3 separate regions of the Homo sapiens genome follow, and regions 2 and 3 are each linked to region 1. A link is a loop called in an ENCODE intact Hi-C map of the cell type or tissue named here. Cell type or tissue: ascending aorta. All regions are shown on one strand. Each heading gives the region's core, and the rest is flanking DNA. Links, peaks and the distances in the headings are about the cores only.

The links. Hi-C counts contacts between places; a loop is a spot of excess contacts. Peaks named below come from ENCODE experiments on the same cell type or tissue, not always from the same donor. Only the 100,000 strongest peaks of a DNase experiment are listed, where the experiment ranks them.
Region 2: a loop joins it to region 1, with 3 times the contacts of the local background. A loop is called at or near these places in 3 of 110 quality-filtered maps.
Region 3: a loop joins it to region 1, with 2.3 times the contacts of the local background. A loop is called at or near these places in 10 of 110 quality-filtered maps.

What each region holds. Positions count from the first base shown.
Region 1 is chr7:80,719,617-80,726,428 of GRCh38, forward strand. No RefSeq gene overlaps it. Among named protein-coding and RNA genes, the nearest start is that of CD36, 84 kb to the left of the region's middle. RefSeq lists a silencer at 3,237-3,531. In ascending aorta, for the core only: no CTCF peak of the experiment used is centred there; a DNase peak (open chromatin) is centred at 3,345; H3K27ac peaks cover 926 bases.
Region 2 is chr7:80,879,951-80,886,762 of GRCh38, forward strand. All of the region lies in intron 2 of SEMA3C (semaphorin 3C), which reads right to left. Among named protein-coding and RNA genes, the nearest start is that of SEMA3C, 36 kb to the right of the region's middle. RefSeq lists an enhancer at 3,347-4,546. In ascending aorta, for the core only: no CTCF peak of the experiment used is centred there; no DNase peak of the experiment used is centred there; H3K27ac peaks cover 3,036 bases.
Region 3 is chr7:80,778,808-80,785,619 of GRCh38, forward strand. All of the region lies in intron 12 of SEMA3C (semaphorin 3C), which reads right to left. Among named protein-coding and RNA genes, the nearest start is that of SEMA3C, 140 kb to the right of the region's middle. In ascending aorta, for the core only: no CTCF peak of the experiment used is centred there; no DNase peak of the experiment used is centred there; H3K4me3 peaks cover 499 bases; H3K27ac peaks cover 1,591 bases.

The DNA of each region.
Region 1 (6,812 bases), core at 1,214-6,213:
TTCTCTGGTGCCTTTATGGACTCTAGTACAATAGAATACTAAGTAGTTAATTGGCTAAAATAGGTCTTGGGTCAATCAGTTAACATGTTAAGATCAATGTCAATTGGCAAGTTCTATCCAGATTAAGATGTAAAGCATTTCTACGGCAGGTTAACTAATAATCTTTTTGGTCCTACCTAGCACTTTAGCTAGTTAGCATTATCATTCAAGTAATCCATGTAAATAGGAAACTTAATAAGGAATATGTGCCTATAGGCCTAAGCAGGTGTAATTTTCTTTAAAAATTAAAAGGTTTGTTTGTTTGTTGTTGTTTTTGAGACAGAGTCTGGCTCTGTCACCCAGGCTGGAGTGTAGTGGTGCGATTTTGGCTCACTGCAACCTCCGCCTTAGGGGTTCAAGCAATTCTCCTGCCTCAGCCTCCAGATTGGGATTACAGGCATGTGCCACCGTGTCTGGCTAATTTTCTTGTAATTTTAGTACAAAAGGGGTTTCACCACATGGGCCAGACTGGTCTCAAACTCCTGGCCTAAAGCGATCCACCTGCCTCGACCTCACAAGGTGCTGCGATTACAGGGATTACAGGCTGGGATTACAGGCATAAGTCACCACACCCAGCCTAAAAATTAAAAGTTTATACTGTATTGTTCACATTGTGATGCAACTTTCCATATGTATTTCCAGAATCAACTATGTATCAAGGAATATTGAAAGCATAAAATGAGATCATGGTGAATTCTCTCCCATTGTCATTCTTGTGGTAAGGGAATGAATGGTGGGGAGAGAAGCTAAGAGGAGAATTTGCTCTGTCTCAGTGCTGTATTGCCTCCTGAAACAGAATATCAAGTTTTCTTATCTACATGTGAAAAGGCTTTCAATACTTATAAATAAGGGTATCACATTAGTTCTAAAGGATGATTTTGAGTGTTCTGCTCATCTCTTATGTTTGAGGAACAGCATTATCTCTGGTTTTGTGAGCACTACTATTTCAGGACCAGGTGTCCTGGTACTAATGAGTTGCCACACTCTGAGCAGTGGTGATATTTAACAGAGTATGCCTTAAAACAGCATCTATGGCTACAAATTGATGAGGGTGTCAATCATTCCTGAAAGCCTAGTATGCAAGGAGTCCAATTTTCTCCTTCCAAATTTAGGGAGTATAATATCAAAGAGATGGGAAGTGAAAACTTTCAGACTCAGCAATCACTGAGGATGGTTTCATCTAGACAATTCATTGAAGCAAGAAAGTGAGGACTAGGAGTAGTAGTATTACGTAAAATATTTACCGATTTTGACAGAAGTCATATAATAAAAATATATCTATGCCATACATTTATAACTTACAAAATTTTAGTGTACTCCTTATAAAATATTTATAATAGAAAATATTAAATATGTAATTCAAAGAAGTGTAAATTGTAAACATACCTTTGGATACAAATTTTAGAAAATAAAGTTAATTAACATAAGGTTAATATGACATGGACCTTTAATGAATCATAAATAATGAAAATAAAATACTATTTGATCATTGTAAAGTTCAACCTCATATATGTACACAAATTATCCATAAAACTAAAAAGTAGAAACAACTCAAATATCCATAAACTGATAAGTGGATAAACTTAAGGTGATACATCCATACAATAGAAAATTAGGCAATCAAAAAAATGAAATACTCCTATGTGCTACATATATGAACATTGAAAACATCATGCTAAGTGAAAGAAACTAGTCACAGGTGACTATATATTGTGTAATTCCATATATCTGAAATGTCTAGAATGAGAAAACCCATAGAGATAGAACATAAGCTAGTGGCTGCCTAGAGTGGAAGAAGGGGAAGAGGATTAAAACTGACTGCTACACAGTACAGGATTTCTTTTTGAGGTGATAAAAATATACTAGATTATGGTGGTAGTTGCACAATTTATGTACATCTACATGGGTGAATTGAATGGCATATAAATTATATCTCAAGAAAAGCTATATATATAACCCCGGACTAGTGTGCCTTTGAGTCATAATATTTGTACGCAATTTTTAATATGCTAATTAAAAGCAATTTATGCCTCTATACCAGTTGAAGGAAGAATGCTGAGGTATTTTAACTCCAACTATTTCCTTCTACCTTTTTATTCTTCAAATAATCCCAATTCTCCTTTGATAACTTTGGGTAGACAATTTTTTTTAAACAAGGATAACAAATTTTTATTGGCAAGAGTTGTATTTTGTTTCAAAGTACACTTTCCAGTTTGTTTTCTTCTTTCTTGGTTCATGCACAGTCAGATGCAAAAGTACCAAAAACAGTTTCTGTCATGTTGAAATCCTGTTGATTTGGTAAATCTAATGTCTAAATTAGAGAACTTTTCTTTCTTTCCTTATACTGCAAGTTACTCAATGTGACAGTACAGTATGACTCATAGAAGCACAGATCTGCCTACGACTGCAGGCTGTGGGTGGATTGGAGTCAAGGAAGAAAAAAATGGAGTAAGAGATTCATATGCTTTGAATTCAAGGCATAAGGGTGAGATTTCCAAATGTCAAAGTAACCTGGCATCACAACAAAATTGTATGTAGTTTGCAATACAAAAATGTTTTAAAATAATTTAACAGGGACAATTTTCAGAATACCAGCCTGGCAGTCATCACTGTTATTGCAACTGCACAGGAATCTGGGTGCTACTCCAGTCAGGATCACTGTGGATGACCTTGTTTTCTAAGCCAGGAGGATTCTTGAAATGAGCCTCTTCTGTCAATCACATGTCTAGTACAGCCAGGGTCTTTGACTGTCTGAAAGCCCCATCATTGTCACCTTCTTAGTCTCTGCTACTCACTGGGAAGCCAGAGAGATTCCCCGCTGCTCTAGGACCAGAAGACTTTCTTCCTTTCCTAGCCTCTAAAAATCTCCTCCCTCATTCTTCCTCCCAGTTATTGCTCTCTTCCGATTCCCCAGCATGGTCCCCTGAAAGAATTCAGGCACTAGAAAACTAAAGCCCAGAGGCAATTTTGTCGAAGCAATTTAATTTTTAATCAAGCTATGCAAAAATCTCAAGGGGCAGGGGAGTACTATGGCCTGGGAGGAGGAGAGAAAACAGAGTGAGAGCAAAGTAAATTATCTCTAATTTAACCTGCCATACTAGGACTTAATCTCTAACAGTTCACTCCAAATACTTCTTAGTTATATAGAATAAACCATGTCATCCAATTTGCTGCTGAATGACCTTTCACCATCCTGGGCTGATATTAGTCAGAGGTGGTGATTGCTTAAGGCTCAGCTAAAGGAGCTCATTTTGCTCCTTTGCTGCGTCTTTCAGTCATTCCATCAGCATGAGCCACTGCACTTTGTGCCAGTGTACTCTGTGCCTCTTCCCACTGGGCTCTGCATTACGCTTTCATCTCATCCCAACCACTGGGCTTCTGTTAGTCAAACTTGCATTCCACATGACACATTTCCCCATCTGTGTCTTACTGTGAATATTTTCTGCTGCTCTCATAAAATCTTTCACTACCCTGGGTTACTCTCATCTCCTTCATTTGTAGACTGCATGATGGTTAATGATTAGGATTACAATACATTTCTGTAATGTTAACATGGTATCTCCAACAGTCATTGTTTTGTGGCTACAATAACACATTCTGGATATATAAGATTGAAGATTAAGTTAATTCACTTTTATTTAAATGGGCTTATTTCTTTTTGACATTTGTAGTCCAGTTGTAGAGTATGAGTATGTGTATATAGGTGTGTGTGATGATAACAAATAATGGGGGAAATATTTGAGTCAATTCTCACTTGGGAAGGGAAGTTAAATCCACAATTGTCAGATAGATTCCTTAAAACCTTAAAAAGCTTAAATTACATGTCTGGATTAGCTCACCTTGGTGTAAAATGGGACATTCAAATTCCTGTCTCATTCAAGCCACATCAGTTACATCTGCATTTTAGAGGTGTTGTTTTCTCTTCCTGAGCTAGTTGTAAGTAATCCTTTAATCAACTGAACATACTTTTTTTTTTTTTTTTTTGAGATGGAGTCTCATACTGTTGCCCAGGCTGGAGTGCAGTGGCCAGATCTCAGCTCACTGCCACCTCCGCCTCCCGGGTTCAAGAGGTTCTCTTGTCTCAGCCTCCCGAGTAGCTGGGATTACAGGCATGCCACCACACCCAGCTAATTTTTTGTATTTTTAGTAGAGATGAGGTTTCACCATGTTGCCCAGGCTGGTCTCAAACTCCTGACCTCGTGATTTACCTGTCTCGGCCTCCCGAAGTGCTGGGATTACAGGCGTGAGCCACCATGCTCGGCCGAGAGATGTTTTTAAAAAGAGTAATCGCAAAAAAGAGTAGGAGAACAGGAGTAAATGCAGGAAACAGAAAGGGAATGAAGCAGAACTGAAAGGGAAAGAATAAATGAATATGAAGCAAGAGAGAATGTCACCAATAAATATCATGCTGTGAAGTTACACCTGTACCACAGAGCCCAGGTTACCCTCCAGAATGAGAAGGAACATGGCAGCTTGAATGGAAACCCAGTTTATGTGAGTGCATCACTTAACTTACCTTAGTTTCATTTTGCTTTTCTGTAAAGAAAGGGACAGAATGACCCCAAGGTTCAACAAGATTTCTTTTTGATTTAAAATTTGAGAACTCTATGAAAGGTCACTCTGTAAGCCAGGTAGCAGCTGGGCAATTCAGTCAGGCATGTGTTTACATTCCAAACATATTCCAGAAGCACCCTGTAGAGTTTGAAAAGGCCTCTGAATTTGTCCTTAAAAAAAAAAAAAATCTTCAACATGAGCTGCTCTTTGGACTTTGTTAAAGTGTTCTTTTCTTCTTTTGTAAGAGACCTCTGTCTGCAAAAGCCATCTGGGAAATATTCACCACAAGTTTTCTTGTAGGATGGAAACACTGCTGCACGCTAGCTGCCTAGAATGAGTACAAATCTATCCGATGGTCACTAACTGCCCTCAAAGCCCTAAATCACTTTCAGCTTTGAGGAGACATATGTGTTGGGATGGGTCCCATTCAATTAGTCTTTTCCAGTCAAACTCCAGAGTGAATCAGGGTTTTAGCCAACACTTAATAAATATACCAGATTTTAGCATCTGGAAGGAAGCCGATCCAAAACAAATTATATGATCCACATAGTATGTAGTTCTGGTGTGGTCATTTGATTCCTGAGTGGTGACCATACCCTGGATGTGTAGGACGAACTTTTAACCCAACAAATGACAATTTAGCAAACAACAGCTGCATAGCCCTTTCACCAGTGGAATGACAGAAACTCATATTAAATGAGTTGTATTTACAGTGATATTAGCACTTCAAAAATGGCTTTTTTGTCAGCAAAAACATAAGAAGGCCTACAGCAATTACAGGATTATGTTCCTCTTCAGGATATAAGTCATGTCCCAGAAAGGCAGATAAAATTAATGTCTCTTCTTCTGCTCAGTTGAATATTTGCTTTTATTTTTACCTCTATTTCGAATCTTTGCTAAGGAAAGGAAGACTTTGTCTTGGATGGTTTAGTTAACAACATGGCTTATGTTATGTTTTATGACTAATTAAAATGGAACTGAAACTTGCAGGATGGTGTTACAAATTAGTATGCTCCCATTTGGACCTCTCGTCTTAACTCAGCAGGTTGTGTCTTAATCCTGGAGCTCTAGGCACTTTCACGTGGTTATTGATTGAATCCACAGATTCAGTTTCATACAGCAAATGACACTATGTAGTCAGCCTCTTAATTACTTAATGCAGTATCTGTGTGTCATGACAATATGCACATTAAAACAAGTAGTGTAAATATAGCTGAAATGAGCCTGGCTGAGGCAATTTTTATAAAAGCTACTCTACGTGAATGGAAGGTGTCTCAAATTCAGTTAGGCAAAGTGTTTCAGTGAAAACGATGCACTATCCTAAAAGCCATTTGGATGATGTAATCTCTTATGACAAAGAGATTACAAAATGACAAAATGAAAAAATAATCCATAAATGTCTGTAGGTTGGGGTCTGTATGAGCAAGATAGTACTTTGCTTTGCAGCAAGTCTCCTTTTTAAACTAGAATGGGAATAATCATGATGTCTAATTACTAAGCAAAGATTGGTGGGTTCTTATTAAGGACTCTCAACATGTCCTAAACATTGAAACACATCTAAATGCTAGATATAGAAAATGAGCAGAATAACCCACAATGTAGGAAACCAACTACATAATCTGTCAGTTTCCTGTGATAGATTTAATCTTTCATTATTCTATAAATCAATTCACTTTTTAAAATTCATTGTGATTGGAGCTGATTGGCTAATTGTTAACCTTTTCTCTCTTCTTTTCCCTTTCCTCCTTTCATCTACTTTTCTCCTTCCTCTTTTCCTCTTTTCCTTCTGTTCTGTCCAAAAACATTTTAAGGAGCCAAGGGTCAAGATTTTTGAAAAACTCCTGAGCTCAGGCAGTCAATGGGTAGGAGTGGTCTTCAGTTCTTAGGATTCTAAGATTTTTAAAACATTCCATGAGTAATTGAAAGTTGTGCATATTTTCTTTTTGATTTATCATTTTATACATATGTTACCATTAGAACTTACATGTATTTTCATTAGGTCTTTTGTCAACTAATGGGTCTTAATTTTTTTTGAACTATTAAGAATTAAAACACAGTGCTATGTCTTTCAATATCCTACCCATTCCTAGTTTTTATGTAAAAAAAAAGTGCTTCTGAAACGGCAAAAAAAAATCCAGATTGTTTTATTAAAGGTTAATTATTCCCAGAATATATGATTGCTTTTATAGTCTCATTAATCCAGCACTTGAAAGTATAAT
Region 2 (6,812 bases), core at 646-5,645, 160 kb after region 1:
AAATGAGATGTGCCTTTCAACCCAATTCCTCTTTTACTTTAGCTCCTACTACTCATTCTCTCACTCACTCTGCTGGCGTTCTTCCCAGAATATGCTAGAAATTCTCCATCACACCTTTGGGCCTTTGCTCTGGCTTTTTCCTCTGTCTGGAATGCTCTTCCCACAGATATCCCCTTGGTTAAGTCCCTTATTCCATTCAAATCTTTGCTCAAATCTCAACATCTCCAGGAGGCGAACCCTGACTACCATTTAATACCACAGTCTGCCCTTTCCCCATCCTTGCAGAACACCATTAACCTACTCTGTGTTTTCTTGTCCACAGTACCTATCATTGTTTAAGATAGTGAATAATTTATTCATCATGTTTAGTGTTTTTTATCTGTCTCCTTCCACAAGAATATAAGATTCACTATAGTACAAGTACTTGTTCTGTTCAAAGATGTATTCTGAGTCTCTAACTCAGTATCTGGCACATAGTGCTAAGTATCTGTTAAATGAATGAATGAATTTGATGCTGTGGTGATTCTCACTATGTTTAAAAATCATAGTGGTTGCTTATCTTAGAAATACATGTTGGACAATTTACAGAAATTTTTCAAAATATCTATGCCTGGGGGGAAATGCAACTGAAATGTGTTCACTTTTACTTCCCTCCATGTATACGCCATAATCTTACCCAAAAGCAAATCACAGGCTGGGAGTGGTGGCTCACGCCTGTAATCCCAGTACTTTGGGAGCCCAAGGCAGGCAGACCACTTGAGTTCAAGAGTTCCAGATCAGCCTGGCCACCATGGTGAAACCCCATCTCTACTAAAAACACAAAAATTAGCCGGGCGTGCTGACAGGTGCCTGTAGTCCCAGCTACTCAGGAGGCTGAGACAGAAGAATCGCTTAAATCCTGGAGGTGAAGGCTGCAGTGAGCTGAGATCACATCACTGCATTCCAGCCTGGGTGACAGAGAGACACTCTGTCTCAAAAAACAAAAACAAAAACAGAAGTAAATCGGATCGCAGAAAGAAATACCTCATCATACCCTTTAAGGGAGTCTCTTACATTGCAAATATTCCATCACAATTATTCTTATAAAATTACAATTCTGATGATAATCTACTGAAGTTAATTTAATTGCAAGGATGTACGATGTTGTTTCTGATAAAGAATGATCTTCTACCAAAAAAATTCATGCCTGTTACTTTTGTTGCCTGGAGAAAGAAACACACACACACACACACACACACACACACACACACACACACACACTCTCTCTCATGTAAAGTTTTTCAATCATTTTAACCAAGAAGTCAATAAGACCAATAAGATTATTCTTCCAAATGAATCTCAAATATTGTTCTACTTATAGTCTCTTAGCTGGTTTTTTGTCATTTTCATATACCTGAAAATAACCTGTAAGTTATATGGAAATTTGCAATGTGTTTTATGGTGAAGTCATTTTGTTTTTTATCACTAACATAGCAACACTAGTTTCTAAGAAAACAGAATTGATACTTCCTCTGAGTGCACTCTGAGTTTTATACAATACTTACAAGAAATAATGAACAATTTCTGGCATCACTGGAGGGGTGTAAGTGATTTTACATGTGTAAGTGATTAGGAAACTGAATGCTGAATTCTCCCAGAGCTTATCTTTTGTAATATGGAAAATCAAACCTCTCCTACATGTGATATTTGTCTTAGTAATCATGGGAACAATTAACTGTGCTTACAATTGGCTTCATAGCAGCAGCAGCAATGAGTTGAAGTAAGGTTAGAGAATTAGATTCATATTGTTCCTTATGGAGATAACCCATTAGTAGGGCCTCTAAACAGGCAGTGCATTAATATGAAGACAGTGTGAGGGGGAAAATATCAAGCCACATAAAATTTGTTGTGATAGAGAAAGCTTGCTGAGTGTCATAAAAGGCTGAGGAGGTTTATCCACGTATGGATACAAGTATCATCTATTGGGGGACAAAACACAAAATAAACTACTCATGCAACGTTGTTGATTTAATAATAAATATTTTGAATGTATTATATTTAAATAAAACATAAATATCTCAAGTGAAGGAAAGATGTTGCATATAGAAGTATTTGCGCACACAAGAAGTGCCCACGTTCCTTCACTGTCCATCCACGAAGTACAAATTTTACCATCAGCATATAAAAGAACTACAATCACAGCTTATTGGTCACTATAAATGTAGCACAAATCACTACACCTCATTCTCAAAATGCCACTGACTCAATACTGTGTGGATCAGACCACTAAAATGCCTCCACACAAAATCTCAACCTCAATTAATAAAATGAGATGTTAATAATGTCTGTTTTATTGGCCTGAAATGTAACACACCTTCTGGCATTTTTATTTTCTTAGAGACTAAACCATAGCAAGGAGTTTGTGATCACTGTATAGCGCTGAGTGAAACCTCAAAATACATTCTGGAATTTGTAAGGGATGCTTTTTTTTTTTTTTTTTTTTTTTTTTTGGTATTTTCACTGTCAATTATGCCTCGTATTATTTATTTATTTGCCAAAATACGACTGTATGAAAAAAAGCTACCTCATAGAGCTCATGACACATAATAGGTATTCACTGAGCATTTGGTGATTTGTTAAGCACTCACATCAATAAAATATTTCAGCTCAACAGGCACACTAGGGGCCAGATGAGCACTGACTTTCCCCATTGAGGAGTCTCGATTACCTCATGTCTCACTTCAAACAATTTATTTTTCTTGTATGCATAGCTGGGTTCAAGAGTTCTTTCTTGTTTTAATTGGATATATTCTTTTTCTTTTCTTTTTGTAAGTCCTATAATACAGTAAAGACATCAAATAGAACCCTTTTAGAGTTATGTGGAAAACTTTTATATATAAATATTTTATTTGGACAGTTTTCACATAAAAATAGACATATGAAAATTTAAAAAAGAAAAGGTCCTGATGAGGAGGCTCCTATCAGAAAGTGACATTTACCTAAACCCTCTTATATAACAACAACAACAACAACAACAACAAACTAAAGGTAAATACACCTGAAAGATACAAAAGAGGATGCCATGAGATACACCTGAATCTCTGAGGAAACACGTTCTCTCTCTTTCATTAGGTAAATTGCTTTGAATGACTTCTTTCATGTTTTACTGTTATATACCTTTATATTTTATCTCTCAAGCATTTGTTAATACGCCACAAGCTATCCTATATGTGCTTTTTTTATACTTAGCAATGAACACAAAATGCATTCATTAACAAATAATTATACCAAATCAACAGCCTCCTTCTAAAATTAAAGGAAAGGGGTCTGAAAATGTTGCTTGTGACTAAGCAGGTTACGTCACACATGGAATTTAGATTCTGTTCCAAATCTGAGGACAGAAGCACACACCTTAGCAGGACCCCTTATTCCAATCACAAAAAGCAGAACCAGTCCCAGGAGTGTCTGTGTTTGAACTGTGCTTGATCTGGGATACTTTCAAACTGAATCAGAGGTAACTCATCTGAATTATCAAACAAAACTAATTATATAATCATAATCTCCTAAGATAAAAGTATGGGTTTTCCCTTAATACATGAACTTTTAAGATCAGGCCTCTTACTTCCCCAGTTGGATTTTTGCATACTCAGACATAAGGTCACCACCCTGTCTTTGGAATGACATTTTGTGTTTTTGTCCTATGACTCACCCATGCTTCTTGCTGTTCCTTCCATTCTGGACACAAATGAAGGCTCACAATTTGCCCTAAGGCATGTTTCAAAAGCAGCTTTACAGTGATTCACTGCCCTTTGGTCCTTCAGAGTATCAAAGCACATCTTTAAATCATGAGCAAAAAAAATGAGCACATCTTTAAATCATGAGACTTCAACAAAATGCAGTCATACCATTAATTAACTCATAATTCACAAGAATCATTGCTCAACTTTCATTTTTACTTAGCAGTCATTACTTCCCACAAGAAATGTTTTTAAGAGTCTGAACTAAGAGTGAGGCACTGTGATAAATCCAAGAGGTCGTTTCCTAACATCTAGGGTTTAAGTCACTGTCATGGCCACTTTATGAGCAGAAATTCCATTTTGGCAAAAATACTTGTTAACATGGTACATTTTCTTTGAATTGCATTAGTTTTGAATTTTAATTCTAATCTATTAATAAGCTCATTTTCATTTTATTGTTATAAAAAAAGTGAAAGCCCAAGAAATTTACCCGATTTTATATGCAGACAGATGTAAATGAAATCTCATACAATCAACTTGTTTCTCCTAAAAGATGTGAAATATTTAAGACATAACTATCCATCTGAATTTCCACATTTTATAGGTAATCTCAAAATTGAGATTAGTCCAAAATCATGAGTCTCTTAGTGAAAGCATCAAGAACAAGTTTCTTGACTCTAACATAGAGGACTTTTAACTACATTGTCTCTTCCTAACCGCTACAAAAATGTGAGACCCTCATAACTAACTTATCAAACATTAGATACTCTGTAAATATATCCGATTTTTTTAAAAGACTCCTATGATTCAAAAGGATGAATAAATTAATGAAACTTTTTACAGACTTCTGTATTGACAATTCTGTAGTGAAGATAAGTAGCAAATATTTTCCATCAGTCTAAACAGAAGAGGCAAGCAGAGGGAAACTTCAGCTTTTGAGGGAAAGTGTTGATGCGAGAATGTAAGCAGTTCACTCTCATACAAACAACGGCTTTGTCTGCCATGGAAGCTAGTGCAAGGTAACCAAGATGTAAACTCTAAACACATGTTCAGCAGAAATAGTAAAGTGACTGTTTCTTTGTAGAAGAATTTCTTTATGTGTTTATTACTGCTTTGATGTACACCATAAATTTCTGCTTAAAGGTCACAAGATTGTGATAACAAATCAAAAACCAGGTTGTGATAATATGTTGACGGTGTAGGAACACTGTGTAAAGAACTGGAGAATAATAAACATTAAGGCCAGTACCGGCATTTTAAAAATACAGATTAGATGCTCTTAAAAAATCTTCTAAAAATATTTGGTTCCCACAAAGTACAAGCAAAATATTTTACTGTTGAGTAGAATTCATTCTTTTTATGAAATCCTTGTACTTGAAAGCTTTCATAAGATTATCGTTTTGTGATGACATTTCTCTTTAGAATGAGACAAGAAAGACAATTCTTATAATTAAACGTGTTAACTGGTTTAATAGTTTTGCAACTCAGGATTTTTCCCAATATATTGTTTCTGAAGCAGAGTATCACCTGATGTCTGAAATCTAATACCTTTTTTTGTTTGTTTGTTTTCAGACATTTGGAAGATAGCTCTTCTCTACATTTTCCCCCTCTTTTATCCCTAGGTAAATTGTTTAAGGAATAGTTTTTGCCTTCTTAAAAAACCTGGATGACTGGGCTTGGTGGCTTACACCTGTAATCCTAGCACTTTGGGAGGCTGAGGTGGGCGGACTGCTTGAGCTCAGGAGTTCAAGACCTGCCTAACCAACATGACAAACCCCATCTCTACAAAGAAATGAAAAAATTAGCCAGGCATGGTGGTGCATGCCCATAGTCCCAGCTACTTGGGAGGCTGAGGTGTGAGGATCCTTTGAGCCCACAAAGTAGAGACTGCAGTGAGCTGAGATTGCGCCACTGCACTTCAGCGTGAGCAACACAGTGAGACCCTATCTCAAAAAACAAAGAAACAAATATCCTGTATATTGGTTGTTGGTGAGTTCACATGAAAATACAATTGTTTAAGGTAAAAGCTTTAACAGCTCTTTCATAATATAAGTTTTAAACACATGAGTCAAAGTGATGTAAATTTATATTTAAAATCAGTTTTCAAAACAATATCCAGCATAGGCACCTATAAACTATGTACATTCCACCGCTCCAAAAATACTGCATGTACATATTTGCAACCTCTGCTGCTCCAGGCCAGTGACTGTGCCTGTGCAGTCCTTTAATCTAACTGTCTTGTCATCGCACAGTATGTCATTAGTTTATACAAACCTGCTGTGCTAAGCATCTATTACAACAAACCTGCTGATGACATATTGATTTTTTAGTTTCAGTTGTCCCCTTTGAGACCTTAGGACAGCTGTGTTTTTTGTAAGATTCCACTGAGTCTAAAATATACTCACATTATCCATTCAAACTAACTCAAATAGAGACATTGTTAATTACTAGTGAATGCATCTACTGTTGAAGATTCTATCTAATAGAAAAGACCAATCAGCAAATTAATTTATATTATTGCACATATCAAGTCTACCTTTTTTTTTTACTTTTAATTTCTAAGATCTGCTAATGTGGTTATGACATGGTATTGGTATAATAAATATATACCATATATGCAGTATGTATTCATATATCTGTGCATTTATGAAACAGGCTCAGCTGGATGTTGTACAACTGGAAATTAAACTTTTTTTTTTTTTTTGGAGACAGAGTCTTGCTCTGTTGCCCAGGATGGAGTGCAGTGGTGTGATCTCAGCTCACTGCAACCTCCGCCTCCTGGGTTCAAGTGACTCTCCTGTCTCAGCCTTCTGAGTAGCTGGGATTACAGGCACGCACCACCATACCCAGCTAATTTTTGTATTTTTAGTACAGATGGGGTTTCACCATGTTGGTCAGGCTGGTCTCGAACTACTGACCTCATGATCTGCCTGCCTCAGCCTCCCAAAGTGCTGGGATTACAGGCATGAGCCACCTTGCCCAGCCAGTTAAACTTCTTAAAAGTGACTTGCATTCTCAAGCTCTCCCATGACATATCATCTTAGAAGTTGCTTGGTTAGCAAAAATTCAGATATCTAAGGAGTTAGTTAAATGTTG
Region 3 (6,812 bases), core at 798-5,797, 59 kb after region 1:
ACCGCATCTTCCTTCCTTTTAGTGTTTGTTCTCAAGGCCACCACAATATCACATTCTTTTATTCTCCTGTTACTTGTATGATCACTCTCCATTTTCTTGGTAAATATTCTTTATTTTCCCACCCCTTAAATGAGCTCCAAGAGTTAAATTCCTTATCTGCATGGTCTCCTAGAGTGACTTCAAGCATTTTCATGGATTCAGCTATCACCCACATTGCTAATGACTCCCAGATCTCCAGCTCCAGCACAGTGCTCTCTATAACACCCTCTTTGACTTATCTGTCTGAATAGTCCACCAAATCTTCAACTTGATGTGAGATGGAACTGAGCTTGAATTTAATTATTGTTCCTACTAGCTTTGCCATCCTAAGCAAGCATTTAATGTCTCAAAGCCTCAGTTTACACAACTGTAAAATGGGGATAATGATTTTCATTGGGTTGCTGTGTGGTTTTAATGAAATAATGTATTTTAAGTGATCAATTTAGACTCTCATGCATAGTAGGTCAAAAGAGGAGATAAGTGTGCCATTTATTTTAAAAAAAAGGAATTCATTACTCTCCAAATCTGATTGCTGATTCTCTCTTACCTTGATCAGTCAATGCTATTTCTTTCCCCCATTTGCCAAGTCATATATCTACCAATCAAGCCACAAATCAATTTTTATCATCAGGTCCTTTCTTTCTCCCAAATACCTTTTAGATCGGATAATGTCATTTCTAACCCCTGTCTTAATTTATAGGCTCTCATCATTTCTTACCTATAACAGAAAAAAAGTCTCATTTTCTTTTCTCTGTCTTTAATGTATCCTCTACATCATCGTGAAAATGATCTACCTAAAAATGTGTATGGGTCATGGCTGACACACTCTTAGGTGACCCTTAATGAGTCATGCTCTTGTATAACTCCTCCTCTTGAGTGCAGGTGGAACATGTGGCTTGCTTTTAAGCAACAGAAAAATATAAAAGTGATGGTATGTCAATACCAAGATTATGATTATATGAGACCCCATCTCAGCAGATTGAAGTGAGAGACTCTACTAGCCTTGAAGAAGCAAACAACCACATTTTAAAGAGCCAATGAGGAGATCTATGTGCAAAAACCTGTGGGTGGCCTCAAGGAGTTAAGGACCTTACTTCTGCAAAAGCAAGGAACTGAATTTTGCCAAAAACCAGGTGGGTTTGGATGAGGACCTTGAACTTTAAAAAACAATGCAGCCTGGCTAAATTTTGATTACAACCTTGTGATACCCTGATCAGAGAGGCTAGCTAAGCAATCATCCTTAGGAGCTCTAAGATAATAAATGTATGTAGTCTTAAGCCACAAATTTTGTGGTAACTTGTTATACAGCAATAGAAAACTATCTCAAATATGTATCAGGCAGCCACTCCCATGTGAAATAAATATTCATTGAATTGGATTAAATTGTCTCCTCCATTGGGTCAAGAGATTCTTAAAGGAAAGTGATGTTGCCATTTTTCTTTATATATCATAAGTCCTGGAGTGCAATAAGCTCAATAAATTCTAATGACTGAATAAATGACATCTTTGTGATATATTACTATGTTATTCTATACTGGTTGAGAAAGAGCTCTAGAACATAACATGTTATCTTTTTGCATAAATCACTAAGGACATTTCCAGAGTTTTAAACATCAGGATTGATTAATCTTTGTTTTAAAAAATTATTAAAAGAAGCATAGATTAAGCCATAACTCAAAAGCTAGTTGTATTAAGTTTCTATTGCTGTCATGAACAAATTATTACCAATTTAGTGTCTTAAAAACACACATTAAAGGCCAGGTGCAGTGACTCATGCCTGTAATCCCAGCACTTTGGGAGGCTGAGGTGGGCAGATGGCTTGAGCCCAGGAGTTCAAGATCAGCCTGGGCAACGTGCAGAAACCCCATCTCTACTAAAAATAGAAAAATTAGCCAGGCGCGGTGGTGTGCACCTGTAGTACCAGATACTCCGGAGGCTGAGATGGGAGGATCACCTGAGCCCAGGGTGCAGAGATTGCAGTGAGCTGAGATCACACCACTGCACTCTGGCCTGAGCCACAAAGCAAGACCCTGTCTCATAAAACAACACAAATTTATTACCTTAGAGTTCTGTAAACTAGAACTCCATCACAGGTCTCACTGCACTAAAAAAAGATTTTGAGAGGGTTCCTTTCTGCATGCTTTAGGGAGAATGAACATACATCCTTGCATTTTCCAGCTTCTAGAGACCACCCGCTTTCCTTGGCATATGGTCTCATTCCTCCATCTCCAAAGCCAGCTAAGTCACATTTCTCTGACACTTCTTCCACTATCACATCTCTAACAATGGCCAGGAAAGCTCTGCTTTTTAAGAACTCATGTGATTAGACTGGGCACACCCAAGCAATTCAGGAAAATCTCCCCATCTCAAAAGTCTGTAACATTAAACATATCTGCAAGTTCCTTTTCACAAGTAAGATAACAAGTCCCCAGTTCCAGAGATTAGGACATAGAGATCTTTTGGGACAGAGGCATTATTCTGCCCACCCCATTAGTGGAAGAGAAGAATAAGAATGCAACTCATTGCAACACATACGACTCTAATACCACAGACTTCCTCAGAAACTCTGTTTTCAGATCTTTTCATTCCAACTTAAACTATATTTCGCATTCTATAATGAAACATTTCCTTCTATTTTCTAGAATTTGAACTTTCCCAAGTTCAATAAAAAATTTTAAAAGCCAGCTTTCTGCAAAAACCGCCACCACAACTGGCAGCTATAGCCTTCCTATGGATATTCACATAGGGAAGGCCTGGCCTGGCTCAGCAGCAGGCTGTGAATTCTTCTCCTTGGGACAAAGCCTGCCAAGTCTGCCTCAGGGAAACTTGGCAGCACATCAAGAACAAAAACTTAGTGTGGCTGTTTATTCTTGACACACAGACAATAGACTGCATCATTTAATGTCTTCAGGCTAGAAAATTTTCCTTACATTCCTATCACCAGAGGGTTAAATAGGGGCAACACTCAGGGATGTGGTCTGACTGTAATTGTTTTCAAGTCATCTAGAGAAACATCAGGGATTCAGTAGTAAATGAGCCAGTGGTGCAAAGTGAATCACTGCCCTCTGTCCTCCTGCTGAGAGCCACTAGGTCCTTGCATGATATTCCAAACTCTCCAAATATATGCAGAATCCATTTTAATTAAGAAAAAAAAATGCCAAAGAGTTTGATGGGTGTTTTGGTGAGCATGCAAGACATTTTGAATATAGATATGAGTCCCAATTTAAAACAAATTTTAAATGGGCAAAAATTTAGTGATACATCAAAAATGAAGGTAAAGTTCTACTCCCTTTCCACATCTTCCCCTCTCACCCCCAATTTTTATCTCCTTTCTTCCTAGGCATAATGTAACTGACATAAACATATCAAATTCACAGGTTAAATTCGAGCACATAAGTTAATTCACACACAAAAATTCAGTCGGTTCCAAGGTGCAGTTCGTCCAAGTCTTCTCTGTCACCTTGTTCAAGATTAATCTTGTTCACATGTAAGACTTGGTAGTAACATATGGATGGGTTAAAATGAGTGCTATCACTCAAACAAAGCAATGCCAATGCTAACGCTGACTGTCAACACATCAGGGATATTATCATGATATATGTGGATGAAACATTTAATTCATAGTAAAATGAGAAAATATAAATGAAATGAACTTCATTTAAGGAAAAAATGTAAAGTAGTTATGGTAAATGAGGTAAAAATGTGAAGAGAATAAATGCTCAATATATGAAATCAGACAGCATGGGTTTATATTCTGGTTGTATTATATATTAACTGCTATCTCTATGATATTAACTTATCTGTGATTCTGCCCAAAAACAATGACAAATAATAAATGCAACTCATTCATTCAAATAATACCTCTTGAGTGCACACTCTGAGTGATGCACTAGTCTAGGTACTAAGGATACAGCAATAAATCAATCAAACCCATATCCCTGCCCTCCATGGCACCTACATTGTTACAATTCTTCATATGATATTTATAAGGGTTGGATGAAATAATTTATTTAGCATTACTGGAAAAAGATAAGCACTGCAGATAAATTTAATTAGCATCATTATAATAGTAATAAAATATTTTAGAAATCTGTAAATATATATTTATTTGCCTAAGCCAGAATACTAAATAGTAAATGGGTAATTTGAGCAGACTAGAACCAATTATCATATATATTAACATATATATGACACATTATATGTCTATATCTTTATACAATCATTACATGAGATTTTACGTTGTCCTTAAAATAACAGGTCTCTGAAGAGTAGCTTAAAGAAAAATAATGCTGCTTTTTGAAACAAATTTTTTCAGCAATGAGCTGTATTTTTATTTTTAATAAGTTCTCTTTTTAGAGTAAAATGTAAATGACAACATTTGCCTCTAGATTAGCATTCACTCAGGGCTATGTTCTTTTCTTTCCCTGTCTCTTCACATACCTCTCTTTGCTACTCTTCTACATGATCAAGTAGTCATGACACCGTGACTTATCATCTATCTCCCATCAATTCAGCCATCGTTCCACTCTGTTCCATTAGTATTTCCTGCTGTGAAAATCCCTGTAGAATCTATGGTAAACTCTCAGAAGTTTCCACATTCTGCTTTGGAAAGCAGTGACCCACGATGTTATTAAAAATCAGTAACTTACAAAGGGTTTTTTCCTTACGCCAAAGCAAAGGAGACGTCTAGACATCCTCAGAGTGACATTCACACACAACTTCTAGCTGACAGTCATCGTTTCTGAACTCACATGCACTGCTCCAGCTATCAAATTTTACATGGGGTATTTTAAGGAGTTCTTTAAAAATCAAAATTCCTGGCTCTGCAGTTCATTAAGTGTGCCATTCCAAGAGATGCAACTGCCAGAACTGGTTAGTTACTATGAAGGCAGTTATCCTCTAATGCTACAAGGCAAGCATTTTAAAGCTTTATTCACATATGTGACACACACTTCAAAACTCCACACTTTCAGAGGACTTCCTGGAACCAATGTTCCAACTTAGTACTCCTCCAGTTAAACGGAAGCTAATAAGAAGCATGAAACAGTATACACTATATAAGAATGTTAGCAGAACACATGTATTGACCCTACACTAAAAAATCATAATAGCATTAAATCATCTTAAACCTCTAACACCCATTCATAAGAATACTCTCACTCTTTCATCAAAAACCACGTCATTCTGATTCATGTATAATGCTAAAAATATAAATTTTACAGAATGTCTCTGAACCTGACCTAGACACTTAAATATTTTCATAACTCCAGAAGCAAAAGGAAAACTGGCAAAAATCTCTTGACTGTGTTACACAGTCTGCTTTGAACAAACAGCCTGGATGTAAGCAGTAGGTGGCAAAGTTAAAATAGAAATGTTAATCCTATGAGAACCCTTGCCTGCTGTTTTATAGCCCTTCCTCAAGATTAAAAAAAAAAAAGAGAGATAAAGAACATAAAAACACCTAGAGCCCTAATGCTACAGAATAAAACCAAGTGCTGATTTTAAAATACATTTTTTCAACCTGTGATTTTTTTTTTATAGACAGTAGTATCAGGAATGGGTGGGAAAATAAATAAATGTAGTTTCCAGCTTAAATTTTAACAAAGTAGCAGCATTTTTTTTTACTCAAGATAAAAGAAGAAATATTAATTTTGGGCAACATAATGAATTACTGTATTATATCTACATATTAGAAAATAGCTTCTTGAAGAAGTATTAATTTTTTAAAAAATTTACAATTATCAACCAAAACAGTGACAAGCAAACTTTTTCTGTAAAAGGCCAAAATATATATATTTCTGGCTTGGCTGGCTAAAAGGTCTCTGTGGCAACTAATCAACTCTGCTTCTGTAGTACAAAGGCAGCCACAGATGAAATGTAAATGAATGGGTGTGGCTATATTTTAATAAAACTTTCTCTATGGACACTGAAATCTAAAAATCATATAATCTTCACTGCTCATGAGATATTCTGCTTTTTACTTTTTCAACCACTTAAAAATACAAAACAACATTATTAGTGTATGTACCATACAGAACATATGGTGGGCTAGATTTGGGCCATAGGTTATATTATTAGTTTGCCAACCCATAGACTAGATACCAGTAATGAAAACCATAAGAAATAAAAGGTCAGAGGACAACGCTCACTTTTCCTTCCTTACTTCCTCTTTCCCTTCCTCCCTCCATTTTTTCCTTTTCTTTTTAAATTAATTAATAATTAATTTTGCTTGATATCTGGTAACACAAAAAATAATCTGATGCAGTTTGATGGGAGTAGAAGGTCAGTATCTCAAATTCAGCCAGAGTTGTACACGATAATGGTATTGGGCTAACTGTAACAGTTACCAGGCACGGAGCCCACACAACTACCATGGAGATTCTGTAAGCTACAAAATCATTCATAATATTCAAAGTGAATATCATTACATGAAATCCTATTTGCATTCCAATGAACTGTCACATAAGTTTCCCCTATGGCATCTTCTTTGACAAATAATATCTTCATTGAGTTCCCCTGAATTTTCCATGATGATACAGAAGAAAAGCCAAAAGAGAAACTTGCTTCACTGTGCCAATAACTGGAGCATCATCATTCATTTATAACAGCTGAAGGGCTGTCTGACACTAGGGGACCTGGAAACACCCAAGAAATGTTTTCTCCTTCCCAAGACAGTTAGATATATAATGCTAGGAAATCCTGGGACAATGACCTGTGATTCTCCCCTAAAAAAGCTATTTTGTCCCTTTTAGTAACAAACAGGAAGAGAGAAC